Linked DNA regions of Homo sapiens: region 1 is linked to region 2. Evidence: read pairs that join two places in POLR2A ChIA-PET (ENCODE). Cell type or tissue: CD4-positive, alpha-beta T cell. All regions are shown on one strand.

Region 1 (2,500 bases), 140 kb after region 2:
GCTCTGAAATAGGCAGGTCAGATATTACTCTCTCCATTGAACAAACAGGAAAATAAACCTTTGAGAACTGAAAGAATTTGCCTTGTGCCCCCAGTCTCAAGAGAGGATATGCTGCTCCTGTTCTCCTTCCCCTACCCCTAGCAGCCACTTGCAACCTGGGTTGGGGCAAGCCTGGATCTCTCTCCTAAGACAGGCCTTCCTACACTCAGGGGAGACCTGCATGCCACATAGGACAGGGCTGCACCTGGTGCCCACTCTTCTGCAATCCTGGTGTCTCCCCAGTTAGAAATGAAACTCCATTCAATGTAAGAAATATTGATTGCACCCAATCTATATACCAGGTGTCTGCCTGATATTCTCTATTGAGCAAAGTGTGAATCAGTGAATTCTTGTGTGAATTGTACTAATGCTATCCAAAGACCTTCCAAACTAGAAATACCCCAAAACTAATAAGTATGTTTTCTCCACCATGGAGCAGTTGGATATTAAAAGCATTTTATAGGCCTCAGCTTATTGAAAGTAAAACATTCCGTCTCTTTTCAAAATGGGAGCCGCAAAAGGCAAACACACACTCAGGGCCATAGCCCTCTCCGTAACAAAGGAAAGATTAGGTATTTCTTACCACTCTGCAACTTGGTCTGTGCACCAAAGCAAGGTGCCCAGAGGGCAACAGGAGCATAAGACCAGAAGCCAAGGGCCATGACATCATTGGGGATGCAGACCTAATAACAGGCAACACCAAGGAACAAAGTCAGTTGTAGTGTCAGGAAGGGGCCGAAGCCTTAGCCACTGTTGATGGCAGGCCCTGTGTGAAGAACACAGCTTTCCCAGAAGCCTCCTCAGTGGAACCTCCCAGTCGCTAGTAGTCGTGGCTACAAGATTTCACGTGTAAAGGATGGTCCTCGGGGGCACTTGCATCCTGAGGCTTCTAGTCATCAGAGCAGCTCCCAGGCCGCTCTTAGCCCTCTAGAATGAATTAGCATTATTATAAGACTGGACACTATTTATTCCAAGGAGGCCTTTGCTGCATCTTTGATGAGCAGGCATCACCAGTTCTCCACGCTGGTCTGCCTTCTCATGAGCATGGGTTTCAGTGACTGCCAGGCCTGAGAAAGGAGGAGATGGGAAATCCCCTTCATTCATATCTGTGCTCTCCTGCTTGGCAGTGTTTGTTGCAGGCCCCGCTGTAGAGAACAGAGGCAATGCTTATGCGTAAGTTAGACAGTGTCTCAGGAATTCTGAGCAGTTCAATTCAGTAAAGCCATCCAGAGAGATGAGTTTTACTTCTGAGAGAGCTGGAGACAGACAGTAGTTTAACACTTATTGTGGACTCTGTAGGATCCTGAGCCTTTACCTAACTTGACCCAATTAATCCTCCCAACAACCCTATGAGGTGGTTGTTATTTTGCTCCTTTAACTAATAGAGAATTGTAGCTCAGGGAAGTTAAATGACCTGTGGAAAGTGGTTCAGCTCATTAGTGAGAGAGCTGCTGAGATGTGAACTCTGGTCAGTCTTCCCCCGAGGTTCGCGTTCTTTCTGCTACTCCAGAGATTCTCCAACTTTGGCGTGAGGAATAATCAGGGAGTGTGTTGAACATTCAAATTCCTCACAGTCAACCCCAGAGATTGCCATTCAGCCAGCAGTCACTGGTTTGGATGGAGGTGACCCATGAATGGATGTTGAGAAATACTGTCGTATAGCACACTTGCTTCCTGAACATCCCAGATCATTTTTCTCAGACATCCTAGGAAAACCTGAAGGGCACAAATCTCCAGGGAAGCAATAGAGCATATAGGTTTTTCAGCTATGTGAACTAGAAAAGCACATGGTGAAGCCAGCCTCTTGGAGATCTCTAAAACAATCCAGCCAGATCTAATGAGATCCCTGCCTAAGAGCAGGTCTGAAACCCTGGGAGCACTTTTATCAGATTTTTCTGCATTCCTATCTCTTCTCAACTGCAGTAAGCCCCCTATAAAATGTACAGCACGCCTGTCTGTTGGCTGTGTAAATAGAATGTGGATGTCTGTTACAACTACAGTTTGATTCTTGCATTCAAAGGCCATATTCCTAGTGTACATTTCCACCTTTATTCAACACTCCAGTTTCCTATGGTGCTGGGAGGGTCTACTCCGTAACTTATGCCCGTCCCCATGGGTCAGAGGACTACAGTAGTGGCTTAGCTGGGGAGGAACTGGGGAGTGCTTCTCCTGAGTACTTACCCAAAAGTACTACTTTGGCAACAGATTATGTAAGGCAATATGTTGAACTGAAGTTTATGAAATCTGTGATGAAAACACATTGGGAAACTGTGTGAAAGCAAAAACAGTCTTTTCAGTAATTGACAGAAACAGCTGTGTTGGACCCTGAGACCCCTGGAGAAGGTCATCTACAGTTCGGGCCCCAGCCGCAGCCCACCTGCTGATGTTAGAACTTGTCCACTCCTGCCCGGAACAATTATAGCTGCTGTGTCTTGTTCTGGAGTTACAGTGAGCTTTGGCT
Region 2 (2,500 bases):
GCCAGGACGGGGATGGGCCAACCTAAACTACTCATGATAATTTCCATTCTCATTAGCATGGAGGGAGAGTGTTCTGCAGGGTTCTGGGAAAGCAAAATTCCTTTCTTTGAAACACAAACATATTGTGTTGATGAAACAGGCTGTGCTGCACCCTGAGGTGATGCCTAGAACTGTGGACACCATCTGGAGAACAAAAGCCAGCACACTAAAGTCGGCAGGGGAAAAAGAAGGGGAAAGCCCGGCTACTTAAGATATTATTGGACCGAGCTCACGCCGGTAATCCCAGCACTTTTGGAGGCTGAGGCAGGCAGATTGCCTGAGGTCAGGAACTCAAGATCAGCCTAGCCAACATGGTGAAACCCCATCTCTACTAAAAAAAAAAAAATACAAAAATTAGCCATGCATGGTAGCAGGCACCTGTAATCCCAGCTAGCCAGGAGGCTGAGGCAGGAGAATCGCTTGAACCTGGGAGGCAGAGGTTGCAGTGAGCTGAGCTGAGATCACGCCACTGCACTCCAGCCTGGGCGACAGAGCAAGACTCCATCTCAAAAAAAAAAAAGAAGAGAACAGATGAATTACCCAACCCTGAAACTGCTCTCACCCGGACTTTCTGTGTTAAGTGAGTTAATAGTTTGATGTGGCCAGTTTTTGTTGGATTTTTTATTACTTGAAGCTGAGAACATTCTATGTGATATAATCACACAGAAAGCAGCAGAGCTGAAAGTCAAGCCAAGTTCAACTCTGAGGCAGCCAATAGAAGCTAAGAGTGAGGAGAGACCAACAGATAAGTGGAGTTATTTGAATCAGATCAGCGGGTTTCTAGATGGTTTTTAACTAGTAAAGGTAGTTTGTTAAGGTTATGAAATTTTTTCTCTTCTTTTTTTCCTATTCATCAGAATCCCTACATGAAAATGAAGAACATCATCTAGTAATTAATTGCCAGGTTTAAAAATATAAAATTGGAGAAGAAGGCCAGGTTTGAAATTTGGAAGGTGGTTGAAATTAACAGCTAAATTTAAGAATCAGGATTGTCTTGGGTTTCAGTAAAACATCTAGTAAATTTATTCATTTAGTCAATAACCTCAGTGACTAATGAGTCAAACCAGTTTTTCAGTCCAGTAATTTTTCATTTAGGGCCCCCAAATTAAATGTTAGAAAGGCCTCTTTCTAACATTTAGTCATTATAAAATAATCAAATCAGTGAAAAATCAGCCACCAGAAATAAAACTGCCTCTTGGAAGGTTCTTATACTTATCTGTATCACCATATTCCAACAGGCAGCTTAAGGAAAGGGGTCTGTCTGTGCCTTTCAGTTCACAAGCAACCTTGAGAAGGCTAGAAATTTCCACAACAGTACCAAAGAACTGCCTGAAGGTGGCGCTCAAGGGCGATAGTAACAGAGTGTGTGATCTGGCAATTTCAGCATTTGCAAGAAGTCAAGCCAGTTTTTCTTTTCTTCCTGATAAAGCTAATTGCCTTGCATTAACACACAGCATAAGACTTCGCAGCACAAAAAGAATAACGGAATTATAAAAGGTATAATTTAGAGGCTTTGTCAAGAGCTGTGATGAGCATATCCTAATAGGTATAAATGTTCTGAAGTACTAATGCTCTATTAAGAGGGGTTTCTGAAGGAGGAACAATGCCTGCATTAGTGTTCGGGCTCTGGAGAGGAAAAGCTTTTTGGTCTGCAATTACTGGTCTCCTATTCTTTACTTTAGAACACATCTACTTGATGCTTGCTATTTTTTTCAGGCACACTTCCCCCCTCTTGTTTCACGTGTACATTCACATGAGTAAAATATTGCTTTTTACGCTTTGCTGGGTATTGAAGTTGCTGTCTGATGGAGAGGCTTAGAGCCTCACCTTGAAGCGGCTTCCCCTAACACTGGGTCTGTGAAGCTTCAAAGTGCAAAACATGCTCATCTAGACAATACCATAAGGCCACCGACTTTGGATTTTCTGCCCTACTTCCTGAGCCTGCATCTCCGACTATTCTTTCCTTTGAAGCTCTATAAAAGTATGCACTCTTGCCTCCCTGTAGAGTAAGCTGCTCCTAGAATAGGAACTGCTAACACTTTCTCTTTTATTGCCTTGACAGTAGCAGACCTCCTACCTCCCAATTCCATATCGCCACCGCCCCCCGAGCTCCAGTACTTTCCCACCTTGGGCTAGGACCAGCATGAACACATCTCCCAGGCACATCCCCTTGCATTTAGGAGGCCTCAGCCCCTGACCTAAGGTTGCCCTGGCTCTTGGCTTTCTCCCTTGAAGATCAGGTTAATCCTACTGAGAAGAGAGAAAGAAATTAAAGTTTATCTTACCTAAGGAGGAAATTCTTTCTGATCCCTATACCTTCAAAGACCCTCCTCTGCACTGGACTGTGAATGCTGAAAGGCAGCCAGGATTGGAGCTGATAGAAATGGATTGCCAGGTAGCATTGGTTAGTCTTATGTCTTTCGTGGCTTCTAAAGCCTCATCTCCTATTAGCAGGAAGACT

Evidence for each region. Peaks named below come from ENCODE experiments on the same cell type or tissue, not always from the same donor. Only the 100,000 strongest peaks of a DNase experiment are listed, where the experiment ranks them.
Region 1: POLR2A ChIA-PET joins it to region 2 with 14 read pairs; 14 of 35 experiments call an interaction of 5 or more read pairs at or near these places.

The regions. Positions count from the first base shown.
Region 1 is chr15:38,553,190-38,555,689 of GRCh38, reverse strand. All of the region lies in intron 2 of RASGRP1 (RAS guanyl releasing protein 1), which reads left to right. Among named protein-coding and RNA genes, the nearest start is that of RASGRP1, 10 kb to the left of the region's middle. RefSeq lists an enhancer at 1,066-1,145. In CD4-positive, alpha-beta T cell, no CTCF peak of the experiment used is centred here; a DNase peak (open chromatin) is centred at 1,129; H3K4me3 peaks cover 550 bases; H3K27ac peaks cover 2,112 bases.
Region 2 is chr15:38,689,803-38,692,302 of GRCh38, reverse strand. No RefSeq gene overlaps it. Among named protein-coding and RNA genes, the nearest start is that of LINC02694, 5.5 kb to the left of the region's middle. In CD4-positive, alpha-beta T cell, CTCF peaks have their summits at 1,175 and 1,374 (motif pointing right); DNase peaks (open chromatin) are centred at 1,372 and 1,882; H3K27ac peaks cover 474 bases.